2 separate regions of the Homo sapiens genome follow, and region 2 is linked to region 1. The links are chromatin loops, found by intact Hi-C in ENCODE. Cell type or tissue: heart left ventricle. All regions are shown on one strand. Links, peaks and the distances in the headings refer to the core of each region. The heading gives the core; the rest is flanking DNA. Region 1 overlaps CDH22 (cadherin 22). Region 2 overlaps CDH22 (cadherin 22).

What was found. A loop is a pair of places that touch in the nucleus more often than their neighbours do. Peaks named below come from ENCODE experiments on the same cell type or tissue, not always from the same donor. Only the 100,000 strongest peaks of a DNase experiment are listed, where the experiment ranks them.
Region 2: a loop joins it to region 1, with 6 times the contacts of the local background. A loop is called at or near these places in 2 of 110 quality-filtered maps.

The regions. Positions count from the first base shown.
Region 1 is chr20:46,168,874-46,179,089 of GRCh38, forward strand. CDH22 (cadherin 22) reads right to left here. Exons shown (of 12, transcript NM_021248.3): 11 at 9,073-9,324; 12 at 4,866-6,204. The coding sequence ends at 5,633. Among named protein-coding and RNA genes, the nearest start is that of CD40, 56 kb to the left of the region's middle. RefSeq lists a silencer at 5,701-5,750. In heart left ventricle, for the core only: a CTCF peak has its summit at 5,857 (motif pointing left); a DNase peak (open chromatin) is centred at 5,828; H3K27me3 peaks cover 6,156 bases.
Region 2 is chr20:46,217,372-46,227,587 of GRCh38, forward strand. CDH22 (cadherin 22) reads right to left here. Exons shown (of 12, transcript NM_021248.3): 4 at 10,137-10,216. Among named protein-coding and RNA genes, the nearest start is that of CDH22, 86 kb to the right of the region's middle. RefSeq lists an enhancer at 1-86. In heart left ventricle, for the core only: no CTCF peak of the experiment used is centred there; a DNase peak (open chromatin) is centred at 5,510; H3K27ac peaks cover 1,711 bases.

The DNA of each region.
Region 1 (10,216 bases), core at 1,396-9,395:
TACTTGATCGTGTATATTATGTTCATACACACAGACCTATGTCCTCACATGTACAAATGCATCTATGGGAGCATGCGTTTGAATTTGGAGTTTGTAATGGACTGTTCCTGAGGTTACATTTGCTTTCCTGTGCGTGCATACAAATGGGCATATGACTGAGAATGAGAGCATGGGGTTGTATGTTCATGCACAGAAGTACATTTGAGGGTATGCACACATATGTGCTATGTATTTGAGTGGGAGTTTCTGGGGACACACATATGTTAGTGAATGGGTATGAATATATGCCTGAATGGGAAAATATGTTTGCTTATTGAAGAGTACCAGTGGACACACATGTACATGCATGTAAGAGAACTTATCTATGGCAGGCATGTGCATGCTCTGAATACAAACATGAGTGCACACATGAGAGCTTGCCTCCCATGCACGCATAGCATGCTGGCATGTGTCCACATTTGCAGACCTGCAGGGATATGCTCTGTGTGTATCGCTGTGAACATGTCTGCATTGTGCCCACAGGTGCGAACATGTCTGTGGGTACAACCTGTGCATGCATCATGTGCTGGCATGCTCATGCACACGCTGGAACGTGAGCCGTCTCGCCTCAGAGTGAGGGCTGACAGGGTTGCATTTTCCAAAAGCTCAGCGACCAGTGACAGAGCTGGCCTGGGAGTGCTTGCTGGCAGGAGGTGAGTGGAGCTGCTGATTTGTGACCTGGGGGTGGGCTGTGATGACGGCTGGCTGATGGATGCAGGCGCTTAGACACCCTGTATGACAGCAGCCAGCTCTCTGAGCTGCCTGAATCAGGAGGTGGGAGTTTAGTTCTTGACCTGTGCTGCTCAATGCTGGCTTCCCACCTCCCTGGTGCTTGTCCACAGCCACATGAGGACACACACACACACACCAGAGACACAGACCCAGGCTTGGACAGTGGCTAGCCAGCTAGGCCCCTCTGTCCATCTTGCTCCCAGCTCTGCCATCCCCTGAAGTGCCTCCCCTTCTCACCAACATGCTTCTCTGTTCTCCCAGAAACTTCACTCACAATCAGAGTCATCTAGGCCCTGTGCAGAGCCGTGGCGTGTGGGAGTGTGAAATCATTTCAGGCCTTTAAAGGCTTCATGCCCTTGGGCAAAGCATGGTTCATCTGTGAGCCCTGGGTTCCTCATCTCATCCTCATAAAACAGGCCTAATGAAAGCACCTGCTTAAAATTAAACAAGGCAAATTATGTAAAAGCACTAAACACAGTAAACACAGCGTCCATTCTCCATGAGATTTACCTATCTTAGTATTAATTATGTATGGTGCTGAGAACAGGGCCTGGCATGCTGCAATGCTATATAAGTGTGCTGTCACCGTCATCACTACTATCATCGTCGTTGTTATTAATATCCCTGGTTCTGAAATCCTTGGCCAATTGCACATCAATTCTTGCTCAAGACCCTGAATACTCTTTTATCCCATGATAATGATGATGATGATGACAACAAAAGGGGAATATTTTTCTTTTCATCTTCCTAGATGCCTTGTAAGAAGGTCAGGAATAGTAAATGGGAGGCTCTTTATTTTCTAAGCTCCTTGATAGAGCTGGGTTTGCTCATTTGGAGCTTGGAGCTGGCATGGTTGTATTTTCTGCCTAACACAGCATGTGGAACTCTTGGGGAACCTGGTGGGAATCAATGAGACAGATGACCAAAGGCTGTGCGTCCCATAAAACCCTGCTCTGTGACCCCAAGTCATCAGAAAAACTCACAAATGCTTGGCATGAGTAGACACCTTGTGCAACCCAGTGAAAGGGCAGGACTCACTGGATTTCACTCTGGGATGGCTCAGCACCCAGTGGAGACAGCAAGTGTGGATGCAGGAGCTGGAAGCAAAGGGGATCGAGGGATCATTACCTTTTCCTCCACACCCCACTCTGGAACTAGCAGAAATCACGGGGCGCTTGAGGACTTCTACAGGCTGTGGAATGCAGTGGCGGGTAGAGGAATGAGCTCTCCCAGAGCACAGACAGGGACTTTTGGATACACCCAAGCATATGTTTGGGGCTTCCTGTGTGCTGGACACTGTATGTACTGCTGACGGGGTAGGTTCTGGGGGTCAGAGCACCCGGGTTTAAATCTCAGCATCTCCAGTTATTTGTCATTTGATCTTGCACAAGTTACTTAACCTCCTTGTGCCTCAGTTTTCTCACCTGTAAAACGAGGGCTGCCTCATTGCGTTGTTGTGGGATTAAATGCGTTAATTTATGTAAAATGCTCAGTAAGTGTCAGCTGTTGCTATTGCGTTTTATCCTTATTGCAACCCTATGAAGTAGGTGGTCTGAGCATATGCACTTTATGGATAAGAAAACTGAGGCACACAGAGGGTAAATAACTTGTCTGAAGTCACACAATGGCCGGGCGTGGTGCCTCATGCTTGTAATCCCAGCACTTTGGGAGGCCAAAGCGGGAGGATCACTTGAGCCCAGGAGTTTGAGACCAGCCTCGGCAGCATAGCAAGACGCCATCTCTACAAAAAATTAGCTAGGTGTGATGGTGCATGTCTGCAGTCCCAACTACCTGGGGGGCTGAGGTGAGAGGATTGGTTGAGCCTGGTATATTGAGGCTGCAGTGAGCCATGATTGTGCCATTGCACTCCAGCTGGGCGACAGAGCAAGACCCTGGAAAGAGAGAAAGAAAGAAAGAAAAAGAAAGAAAGAAAGAAAAGGAAAGAAAGAAAGAAAGAAGGAAGGAAGGAAAGAAAGAAGAGAGAGAGGGAGGGAGAGAAAGAAAGAGAAAGAAAGAGAAAGAAAGAAGGAAAGAAAGGAAGGAAGGAGAAAGAAAAAGAAAGAGAAAGAGAGAGAAAGAAAGAGAGAAAGAAAAATAAAGAAAGAAAGAAAAAAGAGAAATCATATGGTGGGTAAATCGTAGAGCCAAAGGCTCAGAAGGCAAATCTGGATAAATAATGTTCTTTATTTCTGGCAAGATCTTTGACTCTGTGTGACCTTGGGTAAGTAATTCTCCATGTGTGAGGTTTAGACAGGATGTTCAAGGGACCTATGACTTCATGTCCGTGTGTCCCTCTGGACATATAATCTGCCTGTGACCTCCTTCTTGGCAGGGTCAGTATCTGCTAAGGCAACCAGTGCATGTGGAAGGGACAGGCTTGGAGTCGGGGGAACCTGTGCCGCCTTTGCTCTGTCCCATACTAGCTGGGAGACCTTGAACCAGCCACTTTATTCCCCTGAGTTTCAGTTTCCCCTTTCTACAATGGAGCTGGCAACCAACCTCAGAAATGCTGTTGGGCTTCTGTATGTGAGAGCTGGGCACACGGGGCTGAGAGAGGTGGCTGCACATCTCCCCACGGGTCTCCAAGTTACCATGCCCATTTGTAGCATGAGCTATAGGAACCATGGGTTAAAGGTCCCACATAGGATGATTTGGGGGTTCCCAAATATCCCTCCACTTGGGCTTACCATGCTAACCCCACATCCCTGCCACTGGCCACTCTCAATGGACTTTAGAAGGCATATTCAAGTTGAGCAAGTTATCAAGCTCCTTAACCTGGCCTTCAAGTTCTTTTCACAACTACCTCCAACCAGCCTTCCCTGCCTCACCTCCCACCACTCCTCCACCCTGCGATCCAGCCCCCAGGGCCAAAAACCCTTCCCGAAGCTGCCACACACTTCTTACCTTCTCCCCACCCCCAGCCTTTGCAGATGCTCTTCTCTCTGCTTGGAATACTCTTGCTCGCATGGCCACCTCACATCCCATACTCATTCTTCGAGACCCAGTTGAAGTTACTTCCTCTGGGAAGCCCTCCAGGATTACTCAGTCTTTCTTTAGTGCTTCCAGGATCTTATTCTGTTAATTCTGCTACAATTCTTACCAAACACATTATTTTTGGCTGCTTCAGCTCCCTGATCCACTTCCTTCCTCCAACTTACGTCTTGGGCTACCGGAAGGGAGGAATTACCTATCATCTATGTAACCCTTGGCAGTTTACTACTCTCTTAGCCTCAGTTTCCTCATCTGTGAACTGGGGCTGACAGTACCTAAATGAGAAAAAATAATGCAGGTAAGGCACTGGGACATACTAGCCATCTCTGGATCTATCACAGTGGACCTTGGCAAATGTGGAGGGAATGAATGAGAGCTCCCTGGGAGGGTAAGAAAAATAAGGCTAATAAGCATTTATTGGGAACTTTCCACATGTCAGGAAGGCACTGAGTTCAGAGCTTAACATCCACTATCTCCTTTAAGACTTTTAATAATCCTTTAAGGAAGAGACTATCATTATCCCCATTTTACAGATAAGGCAACTGAGGCTTCAGCAGTGGAGGACCTTGATGAAGGATGCCCAGCTAGCAGGAGCTGGAATTCATGTTGGATCAATGTGGAATGAATGAATCACTTGGGCGTGGGGGGAGGTGGGAGGACAAATAACCGTATCTTATAATCATATGGTTTTAGAGCTGGAAACTCTTCAGGTGACTTAGTCCAGGGGTTCTTAATTTGGGATCCATGAGTGGGAAGACTGATGGGTTCCAAAGCCAGACAGATAAGGTCCCCCCATCTTGCCCAGTGGTTTCTGACCCCTCTGTCTCCTGCCAATCCTTGCATCCACTCAAGTCCTGGAGTCACCCAGCTTGTTCTTGCTTGGCTCCGCTGGTATTTCAGTGTGGTCTGAGACTCCTGAAGGCTCCGCAGTTGCCGGGAGTGTCCTTATCCCCCATGCAGGGCAGGATCAGGAGCCGACAACTGCAACCTTTTCCCCTCCCCTGGGAGATGTAGGGAAAAGGGGAAGGGCATCTGGAGCAAGGGAGAGAGCTCAGACCTTGGAGGCAGACACACTGGGCTTCTAAGAACCACAAAGATAAGAATAGTAACAAAGGCTAGCATTTATTGAACACCTACTATGTGCCAGGCACTGTCCTAACCACTTGACACATATGAACCCTTTTTAGCCTCACAACTCTTCGAGGTAGGTTCTGTTATTAACCCCATTTGACAGATGAGGAAACTGAGGACCAGAGAAGTGAAGTGACTTGCCCGAGGCCAGGCAGCTGGTCAGTGCCAGAGGCTCTGCCATTCACTGGCCAGGTGCCCTTGGACGGGTCACAGCCACTTCTCTGGGGTCCTTTCCCCTTCTATTCCGTGCAGGACACCACCTCATGGTTTCTCTGACGACTGAGCTGGTCTCTGTACAGCGTCCCAGCACACAGTAGGTGCTTAGTAAGTGAACAGCCTTCTTTCCTCTTAACTCTGATGGGGGAAACCTGGGGTGGGGGCATCTCAGCGGCGTGCTCCCTCCAGCATTCTCCCCCAGGCCAGGATTGAGTGACCCGCCCCTTCCCGACTCTGCAACGCCACCCCCATCTCCCATTCTAACCCCAGAGCCACACCGTGCCCGGTCTCGCCTCAGTTTTAATGCCGTTGGTCAGAATCCCGCACCTCTGGGCTCCAAAGCTGCACCCCTAGAGGAGGAGGAATGGAAGAGTCCGCTCCTAGCAAGTCCCCCCTCCGTCCAGCCGCCAAGGGAGGGTTGGGGGAGGGCAGGAAAGGGGGTCCGCGGGGGAAACGCGTTGTCCTGGGGCCCCGGCGTGTGCTGGGCGGGTGAGCAGCCGCGCCCCGACGGCAGGGCGAGGGGCTAGGAGGCCTGGGCCTCGTCGTCCCCGCGGTGGCCGGCGTAGAGCGCGGCCAGGGGCCGGAAGCGCGGACCCCAGCTGCTGAGATAGGCGAAGTCCTGCTCGGAGCCCGACGAGCCGCTGTGCAGGGAGCTGAGCGAGGCGGCCGGCGAGTCCGCGCCCTCGAAGGCGTAGGTCTGGAAGGCGTCGTAGGGCGGCACCGACAGGTCCCCGTCCGCCAGTGCCACCTTGCGGCTGATGAAGTCCCTGAACACTGAGAAGTCTGGCTCGGGGCTCGGCGGCCCCTGCGGCAGCGAGTGGCGCTCGGAGGGCAGGTGGGCCTGCGGGGGGCTGCCCGCGCCCCCGCCCGAGCCCCCGCCCGCTCCCCCGCCCGCGCTGCCGCCCCCGTCGCCGCCCTTGAGCTCGCCGAAGTCGTAGAGGCTCCGCAGCGCCGACATGTCGTAGGCTTCGGTGTCCTGCTCGCCGCCGCCTTCGTCGTTGTATTTGATGACGTTGTCCCGCATGTCTTCATCCTCGTCCGAGCTCAGGTGGCTCTTGTGGTGGCGCCTGAGGGTGAGGATCAGCAGCACCAGCACTGCGAGGGGGACAGAGGGGGCAACTGAGGGCCAAGCCCCTCCCAGGGCATTAGAAGGACCCTCTACCCCATCTCCTCCCGCCTCCCACCCAGCAGAGCGGGCCCAGCCTCAACATTCCTACAGATTTCCTGGATTTCTGTTCAAAAAGCCATTCTTGCAATCAGAACTGAGCTGAGTGTCTGGAGAGGTAGTGAGCTACCCATCTCGGGAGGTATGCAAATCGAGGCTAGATTACTCTGGGGTGGAGGTGGCCAATGGGAGAGCAGTGTTAAAGGTTTTCCTGGGTGTTGAGGCCTGAGGTCTCCCTTCTCAGCCCTATGAAGAGATACACTCTCTGAGGACTCTAGGTGCTGGGGGTCTGTAGCAGGCAGCTGAGAAACAGAAGGAGCTGGAGGAGTGAAAGATGTCCTTCACCCTGACCTCTCTTTCACCCTCACCCTCCTCTGCCACACCAGAAGTCTTGAGCTCCTACTCAATCCTTTGGTTCTCAGGTCAAGGCCTGCAGGAACCCTTCCCTGAGAGCTGCAGGCCAGGTTCCATGCCTTCCCCTGCAAGATTCCCCAGGACGGGGCTCCTTCCTCTATCATACTGGTTCTCAAAGTGCGGCCCCTGGGCAACAGCAACATCCTCCTGGGAGCTTGTTAGAAATGCAGACCCTTGGATCCTGGCACGGATCTTGTGGCAGTGGAGGGGAATCTGTGTTTTAACAAGACCTGCAGACCTGAAGAGGCAGCTCAAGTTTGAAAGCCACAGCTCTGTCATAGACCAGACCCTGCTGTGTTACCAGGTCTGTCTCCACCCCAAAACACACACCCTAAGCTAGGACCTGGGAAATGTTCCTCTATCTTGGTGCCTGGCATGCAGTAAGCACTTGAAGCATGCTTGTTGAATGAATGAATGACTAAAGGAAGAGTTGGATGGAGACTTGGGTAAGTGAATGAATGCTTGTCCCCTCTTGGCTTTCTTCACTTGATTTCCAGGACTCCACATTCTCCTCCTCCTCCCACCTCACTGATCACTCATTCTCAATCTTCTAAGCAGGTTTCTCCTCGCCTCTCTTAACTCAGATGTCCTAGGATTCAGACCTCGGTTCTGTGTCCATGCTCCCTCTCTTGGAGCTCTCCTTTGGTCTCAACAGCTTTAAAAGTTCCATTTAGAAACTGACAATCCCCATATCTCAGCCTCCAGCCTGGACCTCTCCCCTGAAATCTAGATTGTACATTCAATTTCCTACTCAACACGCCCTCTTGTTGACCAAGCGAATCTCAAACTTAACAGGTTCAAAGGTGAAATACTAATCTTTCCCCCTTCCCCACCCCGAGTCTCCCCCACCTCAGTGTTAGGAACCCCGACTTTTCAATTACTCAGGGCTTCTAAGTCTCTTTTGTTGAGTGCTAAATCTCAGTGTCTAGTACATGGGAGGAACTCACTGGATGGATGTATAGGTAAATGATGATGGGTGGATGGACTGACAGATGGACAGACATGTACGAGGTACTGTGCTGGGCACTGGACTCTTCTTGCTCCTCCAAACAGCTCCAGTGGCCAGAGCTGGCTGTGAGGGCCATGGGGCAGGGCACCTGCTCACCACCTAACAAGGTGGCTTGTGACAGGGAAGAGCACGAGAGCTGGGGACAGGCCCGGAGGGAGGGCACAGGGAAGGAAGGTGTCAGGAGAGAAGTGGGAAAGATGGATGGATGGCTTCTGGAGCCGAGGCTGGGAGCTCTGGAGGGGGATGCCCGCGGGAGCAGATGGTGAGGTTTGCGGGTGGCGGGCGACAGATGTGCCAGGCCTGATCAGCGATTCCACCCGTCACCTTTAGAGCACTGATGTGCACTTTCTTCGTTTGTGGGCAATTAGGCAGAACTTTGTTTGCACTGCCTCGGAAAATGAAACCGCTGTAAAGTGCACCCTCTGGAAAAAGGGTTTCTGAGCCATGGGCTAGGGTGGGGGGAGAAGGGGGACCTCCCAACTATGAGGAGCCTGCCCAGGGCCTCTGCTGGGACCTGAGGAGGTACAGCCTGGCCATAGGCAGGTCCTCAGAGGGTGGACAGAGGCCGTGCCAGTGCCAGCCAGTGAGGGCGGGGGGAGGCAGCTGACATCTCCCAGGGAGCAGAGCAAGGCTGGAATCTGCACTTGGACCTCCCTTGAGCTCCTCTAGCTTTGGCCTCAGTGCCCTTCTTTACTTGGGTGGTTACAGCTGTAACAGGTGGCATATGGCCATTCAAATCCAGGTTAGCTTCTGAAACTTGACCTCTTCATTGGGGAGACTTTGGGGTGCAAATGGCTGCTAGTGGCCTGGTACCAGTGTAGATTTTGCCCCCCTCCCCCACCACCAATGACTTGAGATTTTGCTCTCAGTTTAGATTCATAGCAGGTGGTGTAGTTAGAGGAGCAGAGGACACAGGGTGAGAAGACCTAATATCAAATCCAAAGATTATCCAGTACCCTTACACCAGCCACCTAACCTCTCTGACCCCCAGCGCTTTCATCTGAAAAATGGGATGATATGCCTGGCCATGTGCTTGTGAGGTTCACAAGAGCCCTTTTTACTAAAAGTCCTACATAGAGACTAAAAAAGGACCATTCACATGAGAAAATTTTTTAAAAATATGCTAGGGTGAGGTTTGGGCTACACGTGAATGGGGTGGGCCACAGTGAGCTCATCCCTGGAGTTGGTGGCGGGGCCGCTCTGCACTTAGAAGACTCCTCATGGGGGCTGCTTGTTAGAGCTTGGAGATGGTTTGGCCAGCCCATCCTCATGTGGAGAGGGAAGCTGAGGCCCCATGGGGGCTGGTTAGGAAGGAAACCCAGGACGCCAGGATGGGGCCAATCAGGCAGGGCTGGGTGGCTCTCGATGGACTCACCAACCAGGATGAGAACGCAGACCAAGAGGGCGATGAGGGCGCCGGGGCTGAGGGAGGCGGCCATGACAAAGGCCGTGGTGTTGCAGGACTGGATGGTGCCGGAGCTGTCGCAGCCACAGATGCGGATGGTGAGCGTGCCTGTGCTGCTCAGTGTGGGCGGCCCACTGTCTACCACCAGGATGGGCAGGAAGAACACGTCCTGCTCCTGCCGGTTGAAGCCCACGTGCTGCGTGTGCACTGCAGCGGTGTTGTCTGTTCCGGAAGAAGGGGGAGCGGTGTGACTTGGGGCCGGGGGTCAGCATCCTTGTCCTAGCCACCTCCTGATTGCATCGTGAGATTTGCCTCCCTATGCCCCAAACTACAGCCTCCCAATGGACTCATGGGTCTCTTCTCTGATCTCCCAAAATTCTATTACCAGATGCCTCCAAATTCTGCCCCATGCTGCCCAAAGATTCTGTCCCCCAAAGTCTACCCTCAGCTGCCCAAAATCCTGTCCCCATGTAGCCCACAATTCTGTCCTCAAACCATCCCAAGATTCTGTTTTCAGCTATTCTAAGATTTTGTCCTCAGCTGTGCCAAGGTCCCCAGCTATTCCCAGATTCCGTCCCCAGCTAGGCCAAGGTCCTGTCCCTGGCGTTGTCTTTTTTTTTTTTTTTTTTTTTGCCATTTGTCTCAACAGCTTGTTTTTGCTCTAGATTCCACCCCAGCTTCCCAGCGTATTCTGACCCTAGGAATCCTATAGGGTCCTTGGGTTGTGGTTTGTTGGGCCCTGACAAGTCCTGGGTCCTCAGAAGGGACTGGGAACTCTGGCTGGCATCTGCCTTTGGCTGTGGGATCTTTCTGTCCTTCATACCCCAAGGCCAGTTGAGAGTCCTGGAGCCTGACAAGGAGTCTCTGCCTAAGAGGCTGAGCCTAGAGGGCTGGGGGCGTGGTGAGGGGCCTGATGAGGGGCCCTGGAGCATTGAGGCCTTCTCCACATCTTTCCTTTTCACATAGGCGGCCAGAGAGGACAGTGAACAAACACAAATGGAACTCATGGCACTGGTTCAGCCTGTCACCGGGGAAGCCAGGCAGGACGCAGGGGGATGGTGGCTGGCCTTGGAGCACAGGCTGAGGTGACAGGTGGCACCCCCTTCTCCGCCCT
Region 2 (10,216 bases), core at 756-8,755, 48 kb after region 1:
AGGCTCACACAGAATAACACACACAGGTTTATTCACAGGTTTATTCCCAGATACATTCACACACACACAGATACACACAGATACATTCACACACACAGAAACATTCACAAACTCATACACACTCCTATAGATACACTCACAAACACACACTCATATACCTTACAGATCCAGTCACATGCTGCCACTCATACACTCACAGACTCACACAGAATTACATACAGGCCTATACAGATCACCCACACACATACCTGCCCATGCAGAAATGCACATGGGCTCAGATACACTCACACATCCATACAGAAACACACACACTCACACCTGGCCATACAGATGCACTCTCACAAATAACTCATACTCACATACACACAAACACACAAACAGATACACTCTCAAATACACACTCAATGATCCACACACATTCACACATACTCTCAAATACACATCCTCCCACACAAACACACACAGACACACTAACATATACACACACACTCTCATACACACTGTAACACATACACACACTGAAATACATACACTTTTTTTCTTTTTCTTTTTTCTTTTCTTTCTTTTTTTTTTGAAACAGAATCTCACTTTGTTGCCCAGGCTGGAGTGCAGTGGCGCGATCTCAGCTCACTGCAACCTCCTCCCGGGTTCAAGCAACTCTCCTGCCTCAGCCTCCTGAGTAGCTGGGACTACAGGCATGCACCACTATGCCTGGCTAATCTTTGCATTTTTAGTAGAGACAGGGTTTTGCCGTGTTGGCCAAGCAGGTCTCAAACTCCTAGCCTCAAGTGATCCACCTGCCTCAGCCTCCCAAAGTGCTGAGATTACAGGTGTGAGCCACTGCACTTGGTCTCAAATACATACACTTTCAAACACACTTGCTCACACACATTGCACCTGCATTTTCTCACACACAGACACAACACAAAAGCAACTGTGTGACTCCCCTGGGCAACCAGTCCCACTTTTGGGGCCTCAGTTTTCCCACTTGACATTCTATGCATGAACCAGGCCTGTGTCAGTAACACACAGCCCAGAGCCAGGCATGGAGCAGCAGCTTGGCTGGTGTGAACTGGACTCACGTCCACACTCATGTACACTCACTATGCTGTCACACTCACCTGTATACACACATGCAACGTAGTTCACACATTTGTGGTGTATGGACATAAGAACACATACAAAGTCCCTTACACACATGCACACTCATAGCTACCACCTCACATTCTTATTCACACCCCCTCCCACAACCAAATTATCCCCCAGCCTTAGAGGTGCACCCCAACCCTCTCCAGGCCCTAGATCCTCTATCCAGGCACCAGCTAATCACGGAGCAGACAGTCCTCCAAGCTGTTATTGGAAGCAGGGAGGGCAGCAGGCGTGGGGGTGACCGCAAGATTAATTCTGCTGTGGGGAAGACTGGGCTTCTTGTCTCCCTGCCAGTAGAAGAGACAAGGGTAGGGCGGGGGAGTCGATGAGGCATTCAGAGCCTCTCCCACCACCCACTCCAACCTGCCGAGCACCAGGTGGTGACAGGTGGTGCCCGGGGCCTGTGCGCCAGGTGGAGTCATGCACCAGCAGCCCCATGCTGCGCCCCATAAAACCCAAGCTCTGACACCTGATGTCCCCCAACAGTCCCCAGACTCCCATACAGGCAACAGAATGGAAGGAGAGGCTGTAGGGCGTGTGTGTATGTGTGGTGTTTGTGTGTGTATTTCTGTGTGTACCTGTGGTAGGTAGCCAGAGGTGGGGCACCTAAGGGGTGGTCCTGCTTTCGTGGGATCACATGCAGATATGGAATGGGTGTTCTGCCTAATCAAGGGTCACACAAACCATCTATCAGTGGCCTTCTCAACGCCTCAGTAGGCCCCCTCCTGACCCCTTCTCTACCACCACTGGTCTTCCCAGGAACAGGGGAGTCTTGGCAGTGGATTGCCTTGGGATAGATTCCAGATCTGCCATTTCTTTGGTCATGTGATTTTGAGCTAATCCCTTCACCTCTTTGAACCTCAGTTTCCTTATCTGTAAAATGGGACAACCACCATACTGACTTAAATGACAGGATTTCTCAAACTTGGCACTGTAGTCAGTCATTTTGGGCAGGATAATTCTCTGTAGTGTGTGTGTGTGTGACCTGTATGTTGTAGGATATTTAGTAGCATCCTTGGCCTCCCGGCACTAAATGCCAGCAGCACTAACCGTCGCCTTAGTTCCAAAACTGTCTCCAGACATTGTCAAATGGACCCTGGGGCAAGATTGGTTGAGAACCACTCGTATAGGATTTCATCTCATGAGAATTACATGTAATAAAAACAACTAATGTTTATGTGCATTTGCTCTGTGTCCGGCATTATTCTAATCACCTTAGGTGAATTGCCTCATTTAATCCTCTCAATATTCATATGTGGAAGGTCCTGTGATTATACCTGTTTTATAGATGAGGAGACAGAGGCACGGAAAGGCTAAGTACCTTGTTGAAGGTCACACGTGTAGAAAGTGCATAGCCAGGACGCTGAGGCTTTGCAGCCCTGGACAGCAGGGGCTGTACAGGGAAGGTGGGGTGTGTCATATTCTCCACCCTGGGGGGTTGGAAAGAGAGAATGGAAGGCAGACAGAGGGGAGGAAGAGAGCGAAGGTGATGGACAGGGAAGAGGAGAGAAAGAAGAAAAGGAGTCCCAGGGAAAGAGAGACAGGGAGAAACCTAGTGAGAGACAGGAGGAAAGAGACAGAGAGGAAGGGAAGAAAGGAAGGTAGGGGAGGGGAAGGGAGGGGAACAGACAGAGAGGGAGACTGAAAGGGACAGAAAAACAGAGAAGGGAAGATTGCGGGGGGAGGTAGATAAACCAGAGAGAAAGCCAGAGATACCCAGAAAGAGACAGTAAGAGAGAAACAGAGACCTAGAGAGAAACAAAGAGGAAGAGAAAGAAAGGAGGGAAGAAAAATGGGCAAAGAACAACTGAGAGAGCGGGAACAGACATACAGAAAACAGAGAGGGAGACGCAGGAAGGGTGAAGAAAGATGGTGGGGGGTGGGGAGGGGAGGGCAGGTAGGCTTACAGTGCAGCAGCCACCAGGCCAGGGAGCAGGGGATCCCAGGTGGAAAGGTGGAGAGGGAGTGACTTTAGCCGAGCACTTGCTGTGTGCTAAGCTTTGTGCTGGTCACTTGCCATCCAGGACCTCAGTGAATGTACAGGATTCGTGGTAGGATGTGGAGTCACTGTGTATCTATGGGCTTGGGCACCAAAGGCTCAGTGTCCCAGCTCTGAGTGGGGGCTGGAGCAGGGGCCTGGCTCCACCTCTGTGAGTGAGAGAGGCTCCACGTGGCTGCCTTCTTTGCTGTCCCTGTCACTTCCAGCTCCTGAGGAACTGGGGACACGACACTCTTCTCACTTGGAAACTGGTCCTGAAGCCTTGTGGTGTGTAGGATTCAGGTGCCATCTCTGGGTGTGTGTGAGTTGGGCCCCCTGGGCCTTGTTCTCGGGATCCAGGGAACAGGGTAGGTTGCTATGGTGACAGTGCCCAGTGAACCACACCTTCCGGTATCCACGCCCTTGGGTCATTCCCTCCCACACTGACTCTGGCCAATGGGACATCAGCAAGTGTGCTTTGGCCAATAGGACATCAGCAAGTGTGACAAAAGCAGAGGTTTGATAAGCCCCTGTATGCTGCGGCCTGTCCTCTTGGAATCCTGAGACCATTGTACTGTGAAGAAGCCCAGGATAAAAGGCCACATGGAGAGGGAGGCCTAGTCCTGCCAGCTGTCCCAGTGAAGTCACTCCCAGCGACCCGACAGCTGACTGTTGCTGCATGAGTGACCCCAGCAAAATAACTGCCAAGCTGACACACCAAATTGTGACAAATAATAAATTATTGTTGCTTTAAGCTACCAGGTTTTGGGTTTTTTTTTTTCTTTTTTTTTTTTTTTTACATAGCTCTAGATGACTGATAGAGAAATCCAGTTGGCTGGGCCATTCCTCTGCTGATTTTGTCTGGGCTTACTCACGCATCTGAGCCTAAACCGGAGGAGCAGCTGACTGGAAGGTCCAAGATGGCTCATTTACATGTCTGGCAGTTGGTCTTGGCTGTCGGCGGGGACACATTGGTTCTTTCATCCTCCAGTAGGCTGGCTTCCTTACATAGCAGTCTCAGGACTGTGTTCCAGGACAGTAAACGTGAAAGCTGCAAGGTCTCTTAAGGCCTAATGTCAGAATTTGCATAACATCACTTCTGCCACATTCTATTGGCCAAAGTAGTCCCAGGCGAACCCAGGTTCAAGGGGTAGGGAAACAGACTCCACCTCTTGCCCAGAACAGTGGCAAAGTCACATTAGTAAGCAGCCGTGTGCAGGGCGGGGAGGAATTGATAACATATTTTCCTATCTACTATGTTCCACTCCACTGTCTTCCTCCTGATGTTGGGAGAAGCACGGTGGAGACTATTGCCCTCTGAGAGATCTAGGGGTACAAATATTCCAAAACAGTCCATGAAGTTGTTCTTGAAAGCTTCTGGCTCTTTGACTTCATCCGTTCACTCATTCATTCATTACAGTCTTGCCGAGGGCCTACTACAGGTGCTGGGGCTGCACAGACTCAGATAGGCTGCAGGAGGACTCTGGGGCCAGACAGATATGGGCTCAAGTCTTCTTTCCACCATTTACATGCTAGCTGACCATGGGCAAGTTCCTGGGCCTCTCTGAGCCTCTGTTTCCTCTTATGTGAAATGGAGACACCCACCTGGTAGGGCTGTTGAGAGGACTGAATGAGAGGAAGCTTCCAGCAGCAGGCCTCACATTTTGGAGATGCCTTGCTGATCTCTTTCCTCAAGTTCTGGATTGAGTACCTCCATAAACAAGTTTCACAGAGGCAGAAATCCATGCTGGTCTTGTTCATCCCGTGTCTATAGGGCCTGGCACACAGCAAGTGCTCAAATGACGTTTTGACTGGCTGACTCCCAGTGCCCCTCCACTGCCCCTCTCACAGCCTGGGTGTAGCTATCCATTTGCTTCTCTGCTGGAGCAGAAGCTCCGTGAGGGCAGAAACCAGGTCTACTTCATTATCCTGACCCCAGGATCTGGCACTTAGAAGGTGCTCAACAAATGTTAGTTTCATTCCCTCCCTGTAAAATGGATGACTCTGGCTCAGTTGACAATTTTCAGCAGAGATCTTGAAATCTCGGAGAACATTTCTATTCCTGCTGGGGTGGTGGTGGGCGGGGGCTGGTAATTATAACCTGGCCTCAGCTCCCGCAGCCTTGTCTTCACCCATCGTCCCCAGTTCCAGCTGTTGTCCTGGCCTCCCCTGCTGTCCCCTCCAAATGCTGCAAAAGGGGCCCTGGAGCCCGTGTGATGCCTCATTAGCACACAAATGCCATCCCTGTCGCCCCTGTGGGGGGCCTGCTGGCAGGCCTGGCCTTTAAAACACACAAGTTAATTCCTCCTCTGGCATTGGGGCCTCGCGGCGCCCCGCCTCCTCCCTTCCCTCACACCTTCCTCCCAGGCCCCGTTCCGGCTCTGCTCCCTGCTATCTGCACAGCAAGAACAGACTGTACCTCGCAGCAGCTGCTAAATATAGACCCGCATCAGCAGAATATTCCTGGCTGGGGAACTAGAGCTGGGGCTGGGAATGGCACCAGGGCAGCTCTTGCCATGGGGCTGTGGGCAAGGGGAGGCAAAACCTGGTTCTTCCTGGGACGTGCCAGAAAGGACCCTTTCAGATTGAAGAGTTGAGGGGCTCTGGAGCAGGGACCCCATTTGAACTCCTTCAACTGCCTTGCCTGGTCCTCACTTTCTGACCTCTTGGGAACTGTTCTGCTCCCCCAGGCCCGGTGGCCTCCCAGTTGTCACCATCTTCTGGGCCCTCTGCTGCGGGGGATGCTGTTTCTTAGAAACTGGCTGTCCTTCCCACTCTCATGTCCTCCCCACTCTCTGATCCTTCATCTGCCCAGCCCTGCCACCTCCCAAGACTCAGTCTTGGCCCTTCTCTTATTTCTATGTTCTTTCTTCTCCCCATCTCCCCAAGGCTTATCAACCCTAGGGTCCCCACCTCCTCAGGCTGAATGCATGAAGGCTTCCTCATCACCATCACTATCCTTTTGTGCTGGGGCTCAGGCTGAGCACTTTACATACTTCCTGTTCCCTTGGCCTGCAGTGTTGGTCCCCAGAAATCTGCATGGCTCATACCTTCACTGCACTTGGTCTCTGCCCCAAGGTCACTTCCCCAGAAAGGCCTGTTGTGATTTCTTTCTTTTTCTTTCTTTCTTTTTTCTTTCTTTCTTTCTTTCTCTTTCTTTTTCTTTCCTTCTTTCTTTCTTTCTTTCTTTCTTTCTTTCTTTCTTTCTTTCTTTCTTTTTCTTTCTTTCTCTTTCTTTCTTTCTCTTTCCTCTTTCTTTTTCTTTCTTTCTTTCTTTCCTCTCTTTCTTTTTCTTTCTTTCTTCTTCCTTTCTTCCTTTCTTCCTTCCTTCCTTCCTTCCTTCCTTCCTTCCTTCTTTCTTTCTTTTCTTTTTGAGATGGAGTCTTGCTCTGTCACTCAGGCTGGAGTGCAGTGGTGCGATCTTGGCTCACTGCAACCTCTGCCTCCTGGGTTCAGGCAATTCTCCTGCCTCAACCTCCCGAGTAGCTGGGATTACAGGCATGTGCCACCACTCCCGGCTAATTTTTGTATTTTAGTAGAGATCGGGTTTCACCATGTTGGCCAGGCTGGTGTCAAACTCCTGGCCTCAAGTGATCCACCCGCTTCGGCCTCCCAAAGTGTTGGGATTACAGGCATGAGTCACCATGCCTGGCTGTGAAGTCTTAATCTAAGTCCTTCCTCTGCATTAGGTTTCGTCCTCACACTCGTCACTGCTTGACGTTATGTTATATGTGTACATGCTCATCTTCTATATTCTCTACTTCAATAAAAGTGCCATGAATGCAGAGCCTTAGATTTGCCTACTGAAGCATTCCTAGTGCCTAGCACAGAGCCAGGCACATAATAGGCACTCAATAAATAGTGGTTGAATGAATGAGTGAACTGTCCCATTGAATCCTCACGACCATCAAGTGAGATGGGTATGATTCTCTCCCCTGTGCACATGGGGAAACTGAAGCTTTAAGAGACCCAACCATTCTTGGAGCTCCACACCTGTATTTCACATGGCCTGCTAGAAGTTCTAGGTGTTTCTTTCCCTGTTTTCGCTCATCTTAAAGCCAATATGGTTAAAGCTGAATTTTTTAGCTCTGCATCAGATTCCAGGGCACATTCACTCATTCCTCTGCTCTAGTAGCTTTCTTAATTTACACTCCTCCTGTTTCTGTTGATGGTACCCCTTGCCTAGATGAATAAATCCTACTACATGGAAAGAAACTCTGCCTCCTCCCCCAACCTAGTCCTGCAGATTCGTGTTGGCCCCCAAGGTTTGTCCTTGGCAGGATCTCACTGCCACCCCCTATTCTCTCTTCTCGGCATCTCAATCAATCCTCACTATGAATTCTTCATCATCCCTGGCCTCCTAGCTAGACAGGTAGGTTAAGGAGTCTGAGTGACTGTCAAGAAAGGGCGCAGGCTTTTGGTTTTTGCCATTTGGGACTCTATGCTGGGCATCCTGGGCTCCAGGGCCTCCCTGCCTCTAATTCCTGCCTCTGAGCCAAGCTCTGTAGCAGCAGCCCAAGGGATCTTGTTAAAATTAAAACCAGAGCATGTCATTTCCTTGCTTAGTAGTCATCAGTGAACCTGCACTGTAGGTGAGGAGGAGGGGAAATGGATACTCTCACACGTGGCTCACGGGAGTGTCGTCTGGTACATTTCGGCATTATCTATCGAGATTCCGAATGCATGTGCTCTTTGACCAAGCTTCTCCACTTCCTGAAAATTATCCTGCAGATATACTCACACAAGCACAAAATGATGTATGTGTGAGGTTATTCACTGTAGCATTGTTTGTTGTAGCAAAAGATTGGAAACAGCATAAGTGTCCATCGGCAGGGGACTGGTGAAATAAATTTTAGTGTATCCATAACACCCATTAAATAAGAGAAAGAGGAAGCCCTTTATGTACTCATATGGAATAATCTTCAAAATGTATTGTTAAGTGAAAAAGGCAAGCCGTGTGTATAGTGTGTTTATAGCTACCATTCATGTAAAAAAAATAAATACATGTACCTTATTTTCTTGTACATGTACAGAATAGCTCTGGAAGATGCATGAGAAAATTACATTGGTTGCCTTGGGGATACAGACTAGGTGGCTGGGGGACTGGATGGGGTGAAGAATTGCTACTAAATTCCTGTTTGGACTTTTTGAATTTTGAACCTTGAGATGTATTATCTATTAAATGTGAGTTAATATTTTCGAGTGAATGAGTCTAAGATCTCATAGGATGTATACACCAAGTGGCTACCTTTGGGGCTGCAATTACTGGTGATAGGGAGTGGGAAGCGTTTCTTTTTTTTTTCTTTTTAGCATTTCTTTAATGTTTGAATGTTTTATAAAATGTATTACTTTTTTGGGGAGAAAAAATAATGAAGATACTTTGTGTGAGAAAATACAATTACAACTGTGCTCATGGATTGGAATCCTCTCCCTTCTCCCCCAGACAAAGGAAACAGACAAACAAAAACCCAAAACCCAAATCCATCAACTCCCCCCAACCCCACTTCCCAGCTTTGCCCTTAGAATGAAATCCAAGCTCCTTAGCCTGGCTCACACCAGCACAGTCAGGCCCCTGCCACCCTCTCGACGTCACCTCTCAACAAACCTGATTGCCGAAGCCTGAGCTGCTTACAATTCCCCTCATGCCCCAGGCTGTTCCACTTCTCCCAACTTTTGCCTGAGCCATACCCTGTACCTGGAATGCCCTTCTCTGAAATCTTGGTCTGGCAACACCTTCTTCTTCTTCTTCTTCTTCTTCTTCTTCTTCTTCTTCTTCTTCTTCTTCTTCTTCTTCTTTTTTTTTTTGAGACAGGGTCTTGCTCTGTTGCTCAGGCTAGAGTGTGATGGTGCCATCATAGCTCACTGCAGCCTCGACCTCCTGGGCTCAAGCAATCATCCCACCTCAGCCTCCTGAGTAGCTGGGACTAGAGGCACCTGTCACTATGCCTAGCTAATTTTTTCTTTTGTAGAGATGGGTTCTCTCTGTGTTACCCAGGCTGGTCTCAAACTCCTGAACTCAAGCAATCCTCCCACCTTGGCCTCCCAAAGTCCTGGGATCACAGGGGTGAGCCACTGCACCCGCAGACACTTTCTTATCCTTTGTAGATTGCTGCTACTTCCTCCGAGAAGCCTTGCATCCTAATCCCTACATATCTGCCTATCCTCCTGCCCCACAGGGCTGTGAGCCTCACAATGGCATTTGATAAACATTCTGTGCTGTCTGACATCTCATTCCCCGCCTTCACCCAAGCCAGGCCCCTCCTATCCCAGGAGCAGTGAGAGCACCCCGCTGGAATTGGCAGCCACTCCCAGCTGTGTGACCTCAAGTGAGTCACTTCACCTCTCTGGTCTTCAGTCTTCTCATCCTGTCCTCCTCGCACTCCCCCAAGGCTTCTCAGAGATTAGTCAGGTTCTAATGTCACCGTGAGTGAAGTGGGGACAGCGGGTGGGCGTGCTGCACCATCGTTTGGTGGTGTTGAGGGGATAAGCAAGAAAGAAGCCACTCTTCCTTAAAGGTCTCTGTGTCTTAGACACCTTTCCTTAAAGATGCTTGTGTTTTTCCATCAGGTCCTTAACAACTGCCATGTGGGCAGAGCTCTCAAAACTGCTGAAACCAGCCGTCCTCCCTTCCCCAAACTACACTTGTGACCCCGGAAGAGCTCAAACGCCTGCTTCAACTTAGCTCCAAGGACAAGCCGCTTAGTTCGGACCTTTAAGGTCCTTTTAGGGCACCCACAGCGGCTGCTTCCTGCCTTTCGGTTTCTCTTCCAGTTTTGGAAGAACCCCCCACCCCATTCCTTTTCTGTTCCTCAGTCCGTCCATCTTCCTGCCTGGCTGCCCCTCCCTCTCCGCGACCCTGGACTCTCCTGCTGTGCACAAGGTGCCCCCTGTGCTGTCCTCAGAGCTTCTGGGACAGAAGGCTCAGAGCAGACGTCTGGGGTGGTCCTCGTCCCGCCCCGCCCCTGGCCCCGCCCCACGGCTCCGCCTCTGGCCCCGCCCTGCCCCTCACCGGTCTTGGGGTCCACGGTGAAGTGGTGCTCGCCGTCCAGCACGCTGTACACCAGCCGAGCGCTGCTGCCGTACGTGGGG